Linked DNA regions of Homo sapiens: region 1 is linked to region 2. A link is a contact called in ENCODE Hi-C data. All regions are on one chromosome and are shown on one strand. Each heading gives the region's core, a stretch centred on a gene start or an enhancer-like site at or near the end of the contact. The rest is flanking DNA. Distances are from core to core; before and after follow the strand shown.

Region 1 (7,031 bases), core at 1,208-3,707, 570 kb after region 2:
GACCTACTTATCCACCCCAGGGTCTGAGGAAGGGACCCTGGCAATGCTCCTCCAGGCTTAGTCTCCTTCTCTGCTTCCCCTTCCCAGCCTCCTGTTGGGTGGTCTGGTCCACCTCCTCAATTTCGTGGTGAGTGGAGACGGAAGGTGCAGGCGTGGAGCAGAGCTATGCTGTACAAGGGAGGGGAAGCGCCCTGGGAAATGCAGTACAGACAAGTCCCAATTCCTTGGAAATCTCTCCTGGACACAGATTCAGACTTGCTTCCTGGAAGCCTGGCTGTGATTCTATTTGGAGAGAGCAGCAGTGCCACCCACAGGTTGTAGAAAGGGTGTTCAGGTTTTCTTTGGCAGGGAAGTTACTCGCAGAGAACTTCTCCCTGGCCAAGAGCAAATAGATTGAACTATTAATAAATAGCTAACATTTCTTGAGCATGATGTGCCAGGAGCTCTTCTGAGTAATTTTTCTGACATTCCTCAAAATAACCTTGTAAAGTAGGTAGTTCTATTATGCCTCTGGTGACCTACTGGGAAGTTCCAGAACCGTTTAGCTGAGACCCATACTCTTGGTCATCACAGTGTGCTGCCTGTCCCACTCCCATCTCCATCAGCTAGGGTCAAAAGTGATGGAGGGTTGGCCAGGCTCGGTGGCTCACGCCTGTAATCCCAGCACTTTGGGAGGCCGAGGTGGACGGATCACTTGAGGCCAGAAGTTCGAGACCAGCCTGGCCAACATGGTAAAACTCTGTCTCCACTAAAAATACAAAAATTTGCCGGGTGTGGTGGTGCATGCCTGTAATCCCAGCTACTCAGGAGGTTGAGGCAAGAAAATCACCGGAACCTGGGAGGCAGAGGTTGCAGTGAGCCAAGATTGCACCACTGTCCTCCAGCCTGGGCGACAGAGCAAAACTCTGTCTCTGAAAAAAAAAAATAATGGAGGAAGTATAAACTCTCTCCTGTTGCACAAATCCCAAGTAGAGGTTTTGGAAATCCAGAATCCAAACAAAATGCAACTCTGCCTTCCGCCCTTAGCACCTGCACAAATGACAGTCACTATCCTTAGTTTCCAAGGCACCTCAGAATATTATGGTGATGAATGAGACCCTATTTGAATTTTTAAGTGTTTATTTTGGTTAAAAAATAAACATCATACTCCTGGAATGGAAAAGGGAAGGTAACAGTTTAATTTGTTTTCAGAAGACTGGAGAGCGACATGAAAATGGCCCAGGCTTATAACCACCTAGGTCAGTGTATGATGCAGTGGTGGAAAGACACTTCCAAATTTGGAGTCAGAAAAATTTACTGGTTTCTTTAAAAAGTCACTTACTAACTGTGTGTTTTGGGGAAAGTTACCTAACCTCTCTGAGCTTCCATTTCCTCTTCTGAAAAAATGGGATAATAGCAAGGCTCTGCCTCATGAGATTATTGAGAGTCACTTGAAATAATGCATGTGAAAAGGCTGTATCCATTTCAACCGCCATGTCAGAATTGCCATTAGTACCCAAGCCTCTCAACTCCCAGTTCTGGATTCCTTGTAAGAGCTTTCTTGCCTATGTATTTTAATAATGAACAATGAAGCCCTGACTTTTTGAAACTGAAGAGCATAAAGGTCAACATCAGCAGATGCTGTATGTACATTGTGACCCAGAACAGCCTAGGGAAAACAGAGACCCCAAAGTGCTGTTGAGTGACAAGCGATTGGGATGACCAACCCCATTGTCTGCTTTGGTGGTTTGATGGCCCCACTCCTGCTGGGAGAGTGAGCCACCAACCAGGCAGAGTCCCTCATGTACCGTTTTCCTGGGGAGGATGGAGAAGCCGGTATAATACATACTGCCCAAGGGAGTTTCCAGAGGCTCAGCCCTGGACTTTCCCTCCTCTCTCAGCCCTCTCTCCCAAGTATAAAATGTCCTGGTCAGCCACATGCCTCTGGCTAAGGCCCACTGCCCTTTAGAGCCGTATGGTCGTATCTGCTTGGTCTGGCATCCTCGCAGATTTGATTGGGCCTCTGTAGCCATAACCCAGCTACTTCTCCTGCAGGGAAAGCCAAAATCCTCAGCCCTAGCTTGAATTCTCAGCAGCCACCCTGCATCCTTTCCCTTCTTGGTTTTCTTCAGCTCTGGTAATCAGATCCCAGAGTAGATCGTCTTGACCCTCCTTAGCCTCTACGCCTCTCCAGACAGGCGGGCAGGTGGAAGGACTGGTTTGGGGACTGCTGTTTACATGTCTGTTTATCCCTGTATCTGATTTGCCTCCACCTGTATGTGGCAATGCCTGGCAGTGCTAGGAGGGCCTCTCCATGGGACTTGAGGTGGGTGGAGGGACCTGATCAGGTGGCAGGGGGTGGGGACAGTGATCGTGGTGCCAAAGTTGTAGCACATGTGTTTCAAATAGCCTGGATTTTATTTGTCTGTTCCTTTGTCCCTCCCCTTTCACCCAGGTCTGCAGCCAAATCTCCTCCCCTTTCCACAGCAACAAAGCGGTCTCCTCCTCCCACAGACTGGGCCGGGACTGGCATCCCAGGTAAACAACCCCATTCTTCCTGTTTCCTCTAGGAATGTCTCAGCTCTCACTGAGTTTAACTCACTGGTTTCCCCCTACCCCTTTAACAGGGCACTAACCCCTCTGGGGAGAGGGGATAGCAGGGAACTATCCATTGGCACAGGGGAAATCCAAGCTACAGCAAGTGGGGGGACAATTTACCAAGTGTCACTGGTGGGGCCACAGTTAGAATCCAGAGATTCCAGCTCCCAGGCCAGCCTCCTTCATGCTCCAGGCACTGAACTCCAACCCTGCACAGGCCCCAGCATTGCTCCTCTGAGAGCCAGGCTCAGCTCACTTCTCAGGCATACCAAGATGGCCACGAACCCTACCTAGGTGCTCTCAAGCCCCAAGAGGGAGACTAGAATACTACAGACCTGATGTCCCAGACCACAAAGCCAGTGTCTTTCACCTCTGGGCCACTATTCCAGATTGCCTCCTGCAGTGGGCACGTATATAGGCCAGTGGGCTGAGGTCTGGGAGAGGGGTTGTTTGCAGAGCTGCCATGGTTCCACACAGCACCTTTTTTCCAACTAGGAAAAAGGCACCTCTTCTGGCCAGGTGCAGTCTCATGCCAAGGTGGACAGATTGGCGACAGCAGCATGAGCTGTATCTTAGCTGCCATTCCTCCCCTGATCTGGGTGCCCCTGTACAGTTAATAACCTGCACAGCTGCATGAGATGGCTCTGCACAGATGGTTGGGCAGAATGGTTGGGAATGACTGCAGAGATCTCTGTGCTAAGATCCCCATGGCTCACCAAGAGCCCGGCCTTCAGAGAGGGCTGAGGCCACTAAAAGTACCTGGAGGGGAAGCTCGCCATCTAGTGGTTGAAATGGGGACACCAGCATCATAAGCTGCTCTTCCGCCTCCTCCTGGCTGCCCTCTCCAGAATCTCATAGCCATGGGCTTACAGCTGGAAGAGATCTTAGAATCTTCAAGATCAACTCTCATCTCTTATCATATTTTGGCATGGAGAGACTGGTAGCAGAGAGACCACATAGAAGATTATGAAGATCATCCAGGGGAGGGGTCATAAAGGATTGGCTTAGAGTTGTGGCAATAAGAAGAGGGGATGATTGAGGAGATGCTTTGGGAAGTTGAATCAGTGCAGTTTGCCAGTGGATTGGAGATGAAAGGAGGAGGGAGAAGGTCTAGCAGAGAGCCCCATAAGTCTTTGTCAAATGAAAGAACAAATGATTTAATGAAAAGGAAGGTTCAAAGAGGACTGGGGCTTTGTCCTGAGGGTCTGGTCTATGCCACACTCTCCTCACACACCCTCTCCCTGCAAACTAAGACCAAATTCATGATGGTTTCAGACTAAAAGACCCTTCACTGGGGGAAAGACTCCTAAACTTCTCTCTAGAGGTCCTTTTACCTTCTTCATCATAAGGATACCTATCTGAATGGTAAACCCAAATATCCCAGAGGAGAAGAAGTAATGTTTAGTCTACAAAAAGTAAATCAAAAAGGAGAGAAGAGGTGGATTTAGCCCTTTGAGCTAGCTGGCCACAGTGCCTGGACCCCTAGGCCCAGATTCCACTCTATCCTTGTGGAATGATAGATGTCCTTAAGATCGGATTCATTCCTGACCCCAAATAGGCACAGCATGGTTCTAGGTTTAAGGGTACGTTTTCCTATGAAAATAAGCTCAAGAAATAATATTTGGCTGGGCACGGTGGCTCATACTTGTAGTCCCAGCACTTTGGGAGGCCAAAGCAGGTAGATCACTTGAGCCCAGGAGTTTGAGACCAGCTTGGGCAACATGGTGAAGCCCTGTCTCTAAAAAAACAAAAGTTAGCCAGGTGTGGTGGCACACGCCTGTAGCCCCAGCTGTTCAGGAGCCTGAGGCAGGAGAATGACTTAAGCCCAGGAGGTTGACGCTGCAGTGAGCAGTGATTGTGCCACTACACTCTAGCCTGGGTGACAGAGTGAGATCCTGATTCAAAAAAAAAAAGAAGAAGAAGAAGAAAAAGAGAGAAAGAAAGAATATCTCCTAGCAACCCAAATGTGATCAAGGTGCATTTTATAAAGGTACTGATTAAAATACCTTTGATTAAAAACAAAACACTTTCATGAAAGAAAATGGTGGTTTAGAAAGTAAAATGAGGCACAAGAGTTTGACATTTTAGGAAAGTTCTATGAAGGCCATGAGTTATTGGATGTCCCCTGTTATCTTCAGTTAATGCCTGTTCAACACCTCAGTTACCTGCTTTATGGAAAAAAACAAAAAACAAAAAAACAAAGCAAGCAACCTTTTCTTTGTCCAGTTCTGTGATTTGTTTTTGGAATCTTTGTAAACAACCCTGCTAGCTCCTTTTATGGTAGAAAACTGAAAGGAGGAAGTAACCTGCTAAGACTCAAAAAGTGAGTCACAGGCTAAACTCAGGCCACCTCCCTATCCTGCACTCCTGATGTTTCTACCCAGATATTCCAGTTATTTGCTATACATTTATAGAAACTTTAATTTCCACTTCCATGCCACTGGAAAAATATAAGACTCCAATGTACCCAGGGTGTATCCAGGGATCTGTCATCCTCTAAGTGGGCCTATTAGTAAAAAAAAAAAAAAAAAAAAAAAAAAAAATCAGAAAATGTTATTTATTGATCTTCGTGGTGGATCTGCTTGGCGTGTTTCCTATCAGGCATTTGGGCACCCTGGGCTGCCAGGATCCTCTTTAGAACCCCACCTGGAAGCATCCCAGCATCTCCCAGTGCCCAAGCATCTACCCAGCTCTGGAGGGGCCGATGAGCCCAGTGACCTCGAGGAGCTGGAGAAGTTTGCCAAGACCTTCAAGCAGAGGCGCATTAAGCTGGGCTTCACACAGGTTTGGTTTTAGGGGAAAAGATAGAAGAAGTCTAGCCGAGCGGCTGGAGACTGGGCTTCCCAAGTGCAGGTTTCAAGAGCGACCAGAGGCTCGATGTGTTTGGGGTCTCCTCATCATGTCCCTGAGTTCTCTGAGAATAGGGCACAGTTGCCATTGGTAGGGAAACTGAGGACGTTGCTGGTGGAGGAGAATGAGAGGTGGAAAAGGGGCTGGCTCTCCTGAGCACGTGGGCGTGGTCCACTGAGAGTCTAAGGAGAGAAAGAAACCGATTCTTCACCTTAGAGGGAGGAGACTTGGAAAGGAGCCGAGCATGGGTGAGCACTCAAAGATTCAGGCTGGCTGTGTGATCGATGCTAGGACCATGCAGGATGTGGGCAAACAAGAGGAGGAGGCTGCCTCTCATGTTCCTCCCCCTCGGTCCCCACGCTTAGGGAGATGTGGGGCTGGCGATGGGAAAGCTGTATGGCAACGACTTCAGCCAGACCACCATCTCACGATTTGAGGCCCTCAACCTGAGCTTCAAGAACATGTGCAAGCTCAAGCCCCTGCTGGAGAAGTGGCTGAATGATGCAGGTAGGCCTCGCAAACACGGATGCCAGGGGCCCTAGAGGGCTCTGCAGGGAAGGGCCAGTGACTTGTCGTGTTGGGGCTTTTGGGAGTTTGATACCTAACACCCCCTTCTTCTCCTGAGACTGGAGCCGATGGAGAAACAAGACACAGGACACAGGCAAGTGTAGATGAAAGTGTCAGCTCGACTACTGAGAAGCCCTCAGAAGGATGTGGATTTAGGTCTGTGTCCATCAGGATTTGTCCCCATTCCATTCCTACCCCATCCCACCCAGCATAGATCTTAGGACAGCTTGCCAGCAACAAAGTCTGGATCTGCAGAGCAGATACACTTATGCAGATTGCTGTCTGGAATAAGTCTAGTCAGGGATACAGGGCAGTGGGGCCTCTAGGGTCTCACTGGGAGGGGGAGACCACAGGCACGACACAGGGTCTTTCCCTGGGTAGTTCTTGAGGAGGTTTTCAGCAGACAGGGACTTACTGCAACCCATGCTGGTCAGGAAAGCCTGACAGCAGGAATGGGGTTTGCAGGAGGACTCAGTGAGGGGTGGTGGCCGGGAGGCAACCCAGGAGATCAAGCGTGTAAGCCAAGGGACCTCACATTTGGCAGCAGGGACTAGCATACAGGATGGGGCTTCTCAACCTTGGCACTATAGACATCCTGGGCCAGGTCATTCTTGTTACCAGGGACTGGCCTATGCATTGCAGGATGTTTTGAGCATCCCTGGTCCCTACCTACTAGTTGCCAGTAGCATCCACCCCCAGTTGAAACAGCCAAGAATCTCTCCAGACATTGCCAAATGTCCCAGGGGGAGTGGTGGTGATGCAGAGTCCCCCCCGGTTGAGAACTGCCGGCCTAGGCAGAGAGAGGGAGTGAGCCAGTCTCCAGGGCTGGGCTCTATTCAGTCGATTCATATGGATTCGTGGTTACACTGGAGAGGGAGAAAAGGGTGGGGCAGCCAGCCAGGGCTGTTACTCATACGGAAGGGCCTCCACACGCAAGCATGGGAGGGGGCAGGAAGCTCCCCCTACAGGCTGTCCCTTAGACAGCCTTTATGGAAGCACTGAAATGAGCGAAATGATCCGAAGGTCTTCGAATCTCT
Region 2 (7,631 bases), core at 2,318-4,817:
TGCTTAGTAAAGTCTGTGTTGTTGAAAACATACTTCTGTGTTTACACTTCAATAGCCAGATTGGGAGTGTTTTGAAGTTGGGGGCAATCACACACACTCCAGGCCCCTCCCTCTTCCTCTCCTCAAACCCCCAGACCCAGGTTCCCTGTCACAGCCCAGGAAAACCCTGAAAAGAGCATCAGACTGGCAAGTCCCTAGAGAGACGCTATAGCGGGCAATGGGGAGGAAGCCAGCAGGTGATGCAAAGTAGGGTGTGGGCTTGCAACTTCTGGGCCAACCAGCCTCCATCCAAGTGTCAGACTGGGCACAACCATATCCACCTGCCTCCCTGCACCCGTGGACCCTAGAGCAAGCAAGCAGAGAAGGCACCAGGAGCCCAGCCACTGGGCAGAGGAGCTGGGCGGTCCGGGAACTTCGGTGCATGGATGCTACCCATCAGTCAATTACAGTCAATGGAAGAGCATTTATTAAGTACCTCTCTCAACCCTGGTTCCTTTCTCTGCATCCCACCCTTTCATGTAGATTTTTGGCAGGGGTTGTATCCACCTTGAGCCAGGTGAGTTCACCTCCCTGCTCCCACTTCCTGAGTGGGTGGAGCACAGCAGGCCTCTAGCCCCCAATGAAGGAATTAACCATGAAGGAATCACAAAGCTGGGGAAAGAGAATAACAAAAGGAAGGAGAATAGGGTGAGTTCCTTCCCCTTCTCCCAACCCTTCCCACCACCCTTTGTCCATCCCAGGATTACGTTAACCCCTAGTGTGCTGGACCAACCAGAGCTCTGGGAAGCTCTCGTTTCTCTGGGTTCCGGATGTGGACATATGTAATTGAAGGGTTCCTGGAAGCTCAAATCCCCATGGCCAGGCAAGTCCTAGAGCCCGAACTTCTGTATCTCTGGCTGGCTTCCCAGGCCATCCAGTGTGAGAAGACCTCTCACTCTCACCAAGACCACCCTCTGGGGGCAGGGTGGGCAGTGACACCTGTGAGCCCTGGATTTTCCCCACCCCCCACATCGAGCAGGGCAGCACCCCAGGCTTCACGGGTGGAGGCACCCCAGTACTGGCTTTCACAAACTGCTTCCCAGACATCCACCACTTAGTGAGATTGGCGGGGCCCTCGTAGTGAGCTGGCTGGCAGCAGAAGAGGCATAGAAGGGAATGAGGCCAGGCTTCTGCCTTCCAGGAGTGCACCCTAGCCCCGGAACTAGGCAGCCAGACTGTTCCCTCGATAACAAACTGCCTGGCCATTCTGCGGCAAAGCACATTGCAGGAACTCGGGATCTAATATTCCTGCCCCACGAGGAGATGGTCTCTGTACACTGACCCCCTATTCTGCCACCCCAAGGCGGGGACCACGTGCTCCAGTCAAGATCCGCCCCCCTCCCCAAAATCCCATCTTGCTAGAGCTGCAGGTCGTCTCTGGTTTCTACCCAGAGAGCTGGAGGAACTCCCCACACCCCTTGACCCACGCTTGGTGTCCAGTCAGCCGGCGAGCTCGGCAGCTTCCCCAGGGACACAAAGGGTTAAATCCAGGCGAGGGGACTCGGTCGGATTTGCCTCCTAAACGCATTTTCCAGTTCATTCCCCAGCACAATATGCCTGGGCTGGTCCCAGCCTCCGTCCCCACCCCACCCGTCAGAATGGGCCACCAGGGCCACCCCGGGGTCGGGCGCGAGGTTAACCCCTCGGCTGCCGGCAGCCCGCACCTCGAGGAAGGACACGCGGGGCACCCTCGGGAAAGTGGGTCATGCAGCTACTTGGATGGCAGGAAGCCCGCGGTGTCTCCTCCAGGGAGAGCCCCCAGAGCTGGGAGCAGAGTTCCGAGGGGGAGCCCGGTCCCGCGCCAGGCCGGGAGGAGGCTGCCCCGGCCTCACCCTCCAGGAAAGGAACCGCAGGTGAGCGAGGAGCCGCCTCTGCCGCAGCAGCCGACTCTCCGCGCCCGCTGTGGGGCGGTGTGGGGCGGGAGGGGGCCCGAGCGTCCTGAGCCGTCTGGCAAAGGGGCCGCCGAAAGAGACGAAGCCCCCCCGCCATACTCCAAACCCGCAGCTCCGAGACTGACGCCCTCCCCCTGGGGCTGTTGTCTCCCACCCCAAGACGGTGATTACGGTGATTATTTTGCATTTATGTAACACGCAGTGTTTCCAAACTGCTTCCCGAGCAGAGAGCTGGTTATTAAATAAACAGAACGCTATTACATATTATTATTTTTTGTAAAGAACTGAGCGGAGAAAGTGCTTTCATGCTACATAGAGACGTGCATCTGACTGCTTCCCTGCAGGGCAGGCGGTTCGGCTTCTCAACCTCTTTCTCCGCCGTGCCACCTCCCACCCCCTTTACCCAAGCCGTGACCCAACTTTTCTGGCTCCTTTCACTCCCCACAATCCAGTCGTGCCCGCCATCCGGCTCCCAGCCCCGGGGAGGCATTGGATGGGGGTGGGGACAGCAGAGGTGAGCGCTCTTACCTGGGAGGAAGAATGCGGTCAAGCCGAGAGCGAGTCCCCACCAGCGTCCAGCGGCGCCCGCAAGCCCCATCCGAGCCATCGGGGGCCGGGGGTCCGGCGAGAGGGGCGGCGAGGGCAGCGCTCCTCGCGCAGCAGAAACCAGCCCGGAAGATGAGGGAAGATCGCTGGCGGTCGGCGGGCGCTCGAAGGATCCAGGTCAGCTGCAGCCGTCGGCCGGGGCGGGGTGGGCTGGGTGGGATCCGCGCGGCCGCAGTCCGGGCCCCGGGCCGCCGCCGGCTCAGAGGCTCGGCAGATGCCCGCCGCAAGTTGCACGAGTCATGCCCCTTCGCCTCCTCCGCTCTCCTCCCGGCGCCGGTCCCCGCCCTCTTCTTCCACGCAGAGCGGGGCTGGGGAGAGGGACCCACCCCCGGCGCGCCCGGCTGCCCGGTTGCGCGGCGCGGGCTCCTGGCCCCGGCCCGCTCACACCCTCCCGCTCGGCTCCAACTTGCAGGCGTCCATGGCCGGCCGTCCTCCGAGGGTGGCGGGACGCACCCGGGCGGCGCAGAAGGCTCGGGGCCCAGGCGGCGGGCGCGGGGCTCGGCGGTCGGCGGCCCGGGTGGCTCTGGCTGCGCGGCCGGGCGCGAGGAGAACGGGTCGGAGGCGCCGCGCGTCCCAGCCGCCGCCGCTCTGCCGGGTGCCGGCGATCCGCAACAATGTGGAGCCGCGCTCGCTGCTCTCGCTCTCTTTCTCTCACTCGCCGAGCTCCAGCCTCTCACCCGCTCGCCCGTGATGTCAGCCAGAGGGGAGGGGTTAGCGTTAACCCCCTCCTGGCCTCGATGCGCGCCCGCCGGGGCCCGGTCGGAGCCCGAGCGCACGCGCCTTCCCGACCGAAGCAGAGGCGGATCGCGAGCGCGGGCTGCGGGGTCCGGCTCAGGACCCTCGCTCGGGAGCTACCCCTCGGCCGCCTTCCAGCTGGGGAGCCGGCTGGAGCGCGGGCTGCCCTCCTCCTCCGCTGACAAAGGCAGGCAGTGACCCCTAGCGGCCGGCGGCGCCGAGGCGCGGCGGGTGGGGGTGGAGTTAGGACCGGGCCGGGGGCGGCGGTGGAGGAGAGGGCGGGATGGAGAATCCCGGCTAGCAGCGTGGGAGCTGGCAGGGCTTCTGCAAGCCCTCTGCTCCCACCCTGGCCCCATTTCACAGACGAGGAAACAAAGGCCCAAAGAAGAGTTCCGCCCGGGACGGAACGTGGCATAGCTCGCAACAGAACCCAGTCTCCGGAGATCCCTCTCCTCTGCACCACTTGGACGTTCCACGGAGAGGCAGCGGTGCGCGGGGCGACGGGGAGCTGCCAGAGAAGTCAGTGGTGGGCATGAGTGGGTGAGACGGGCCCACTGAGGTTTCTGGTAGAGTTTCTTTTCTAATCCCTGCTCCCTTCGGGGGTTCCTTTTCCAAAAATTGAAGCACCCCGCGCCCCGCCCTTGCCCAAACATAGCCTGAAAACGAGCTCTCCTCCAGTTTCCAGGACCTTAGTTTTGAGAGATTTGTGGGATTCCCGCGAAAGTGGATCGTCCAGTCAGTGTCCCTGGCAGGGCAGGGACTCTCCGCCCCATCCCGTTCACCACCCACTACATCCGGGTGTGGTAGGATTTCTGCCAAGGCGACTGCGCCCTCCGGGCCTTCCCTCTTCCCCTTACTCTGGTCCTCCTATCCCCATCCCCTCCCCCTGGGGGAGGAAGACAGACAGAGTTTCCCACTAAGGAGAGCCGAATTCTCCCCAGACCCTGGCCGGACACTGCTCCCTCTACCCTTTGCCCAGCCCTCTAGGCGGGCAGGAGCAGAGGGGAAGTGGCTGTTTCTGATAACACGTAAATTCTGGTTCCTCACTGGAGAAGGGGCAAAGACAGCGCCATATTCCCACTGTCTGGAATCCGGCCCTGGAGTGTCTCGGTTTCTCGCGGAAGTAGTCAGATCTGGCATTGTCATGAACACTCACCCACTCACTGTATGGTCTTTTACATTTAACAAATGTAACCTGGGCTTTCTTTGTGTCAAAACACAGTGCCTGGCTTGGGGATACAGAGACATCATCATTGTCCTGAAGGAACTCAATCTAGTTGAAGGGTGGGGGAAGACAGACATAGAAACGGATGTCGTAAACAAATATTTAATATGGGATTGTGTGGGTTTGGTGGGTCACAGAAAAAGTGCCCAGTTTAGCCCGGGGTGGGGTTGGTGTAAAGGCTTCAGGGAAGCGAACACAGGGTCTCGGTGAGTCATCTATCAGACCAAGGTAAGTGCTGGAGGGCAGAGACATAAAAGAGACTGGATTTAAGGTAGAGGGTCAGCACGAGCAAAGGAATGAAGGTAAGCAATAGTCAGGTGAGTAGGGGGCCCACAAAGGGTTGACTGGTTTAGCCTGAGCCTAAGACTTGAGGAAAGGAGAGGTCTGCAGATTCGTGAATCATGCCCGGTAGCTGCTAGGAGGGTTTTAAACTGGGGAACACGCTATCAGATTTAGTTTGTGGCAGCTGGGAATCTCCCATCTGGCTGCTGAGTGCTTTAAGGGCCAGGGTTGAATTGAATTCATTGTGATGGCCTTTAGCTCTGTGCCAGGCACACTGCAGGAGCTGAAGGCATGGTTTGAAGGGGCAATCCCAGATGTACCAATGTCTTCTTGTTCCCTGCTCTTACCCTCCCATCCTCTCCATCTTTATTTTATTTTATTTTATTTTATTTTATTTATTTTATTTTATTTTATTTTATTTTAATTTAATTTAATTTTATTTTATTTTATTTCATTGAGACAGAGTCTTGCTCTGTTGCCCAGGCTGGAGTGCAGTGGCGCCATCTCACCTCACTGCAACCTCTGTCTCCCAGGTTCAAGTGTTTCTCCTGTCTCAGCCTCCCGAGTAGCTGGAATTACAGGTGTGTGCCACCACGCCCGGCTAATTTTTGTATTTTTAGTAGAGACGGGGTTTCTCCATGTTGGCCAGGCTGGTCTGGAACTCCTGACCTCAGGTGACCTGCCCTCCTTGGTGTCCCAAAGTGCTGGGATTACAGGCATGAGCCACTGTACCCGGCTGCACTCTCTCCATCTTTAGGTCAGGCTTCTTTGATCCTCTGATCTTAAATGAGCTTCCAAAGAGGGTGCGGCCAGCAGGGAAGATGTGGCTGCCTGGGGATTGGTTGGGTGGAGAAGATGGAAGCAAGTAAGTGATATAGTATGGTTGTTCACTCATCATCTTTAAACAAGCAGGGAAGGTTGCTGGGGGAGGGGACATTTAACTGAGACCCTGAAGGACAGATCAGATTTGGACCAAAAGAGGCAGGAGAGAGACTCCTAAGTGGAAGGAACAGCTTGTACAAGAACATGGAGGTGCGTGGAGGTGGGAGAGGTGCCACCTGTGTTAGGACAGTAGGCATTCCAGTTTGTTTTGCGTTTTAGAGATGTATAAGAGAAAGGGACAGGTAGGCGCAAACAGAAGGCAAAAGGACCAGAAGGTTTCCTTTAGTGACAGGGAAGAAACACAGGATCAAGCAGCAGGAAAGCAGGCTTTGGTTCCTGCTCTTAAGCTGTGAGCCCAGGAGTCACTCTTGCTTCTTACCTCTTCCTGAACCACCATGTTCCAATTTTGTTGATTCTGCCCCTGAGATATATATATATATATATATCCTTTATATATATATATATAGTCTAGTGACATTGATATGCCCCTGATATGCCCCTGAGATATATATATATATCCTTTATATATATATATCCTTTATATATATATATTCTTTATATATATATATATAAAGTCTAGTGACATTGCTCCATTTCTCCTGTTATTAATCTAGTCCATGCACTCATGATTTCTACCTGGTCTTTACAATACTTTCTGACAGTATAGCCAGTCTGCACTGAGATGGGGAGTAAAATGTAACAGTCCAGCACATGGAACTCTGGAGAGCTAATCTGCCTGGATTGGAATTCTTAAACTCCAGCTCTGACACCCAATAGCTATGTGTCCTTGGGCAAGTGACTTAACTTCTCTGTGCTCAGGTACCTTCTCTGTAAAACAGGGAGAAATAAGAGCACCTACCTCTTGAAGTTGTGAGGATTAAATGAGCCTTGAGCCAAACATGTGAAGTGCATGGAACAATGCCTGGTGTACAGTAAAAACTGTCTAAGTATTAGTCATCATTATTATTGTCATCTGTCTCTCCACATCCAGTTTTCCCCTTCCTGAAAATGGTTTATATATATTTTACAAGCTTTATTTTGAAATAATTTTGGATTTGCAATAGAGTTGTGAAAATGGTACAGAGTTTTCATATGCCCTTCATTCATCTTCCCTGAATGTTAACATCTTATAGAACCATGGTACATCTATCAAAACTAAGAAATTAGTGTTAGTATAATACTATTAACTGAACTACAGAATTTATTCAGATTTCCCCAGGTTTTTTCCCACTAATGTCTATTTTTTGTTCCACAATTTAATCCAGGATACAACATTACATTTAGTAGTGGATTATTTTCAAATGCAGATGGTCAAGTTGCAATGCCCAGGAACAATTTCTTGGCCTGCCAGACTCTTAGACCAGTGTCAAGTCCTCAACAAGGCCTAAGGGGCCCATGCCTGCTTCTGCAGCCTCATCTCACCCTGCTCTGAGGCTTCAAGGAGGAGCCACTGGGATTTCCAATCATCCCCTGCTATAGACTTTGCATACTTGGGACCACTTTCGTGATGGTTTATAGTGCCTGATTCACTCCCCATTAGACTGTCAGCTCCTCCAGGGCAGGGATCATGTTGCTGTTGTTCTCTGCTATATCTCTGGCACCTAGAACATGCCTGGTACCTGATAGGCTTGTAATGAAAATGTGTTGATTAACTCACATCCTGTGCCACTTTCTGCCAATCACTTCCCCTCTCTGGACCTCAGTTTTCTCATCTGCAGACTGAGGAGTTTAATTTGTTCACTGGTTTTCCAGTTGTGTTTTGGAAACCCTAGAATTTCCTGGGCTCAACAGGAGCCACATTTAAAGAGCATGTGTTTTCATGTGCTTGAAAATTGGGCTTTTGAGAAAGATATCTCTTAATGGATTTTGAAGATTCTGCTGCTTAAAAAGGTTTGAAAACGTGACAGATTATTGTATATTATGAATTACATATAGTTGCATGATTTTACAACTCCATTATTTATTTATTT

What was found. A loop is a pair of places that touch in the nucleus more often than their neighbours do. Pooled maps may share reads with other maps.
Region 1: a loop to region 2 is called in a map of ascending aorta, with 5 times the contacts of the local background. The contact joins the enhancer-like site here to the promoter of NECTIN1-DT in region 2. A Hi-C loop is called at or near these places in 2 of 168 maps with a recorded cell type or tissue (ascending aorta and cardiac septum) and 12 of 50 pooled maps.

Annotation. Positions count from the first base shown.
Region 1 is chr11:120,299,852-120,306,882 of GRCh38, forward strand. It overlaps POU2F3 (POU class 2 homeobox 3), which reads left to right. Exons shown (of 13, transcript NM_014352.4): 6 at 2,435-2,517; 7 at 5,179-5,361; 8 at 5,793-5,934. Among named protein-coding and RNA genes, the nearest start is that of TLCD5, 22 kb to the right of the region's middle. RefSeq lists enhancers at 5,845-6,362, 6,927-7,031. Within about 2 kb of position 2,458, at least 8 of the 41 ENCODE cell types and tissues checked have a DNase peak (open chromatin) inside an H3K27ac peak, as active enhancers do.
Region 2 is chr11:119,726,016-119,733,646 of GRCh38, forward strand. NECTIN1-DT (NECTIN1 divergent transcript) reads left to right here and starts at 3,568. Exons shown (of 4, transcript NR_120587.1): 1 at 3,568-3,791. It overlaps NECTIN1 (nectin cell adhesion molecule 1), which reads right to left and starts at 3,185. Exons shown (of 6, transcript NM_002855.5): 1 at 2,460-3,185. The coding sequence starts at 2,538. RefSeq lists enhancers at 767-1,709, 2,509-3,370, 3,371-4,231 and silencers at 2,781-3,100, 3,161-3,570.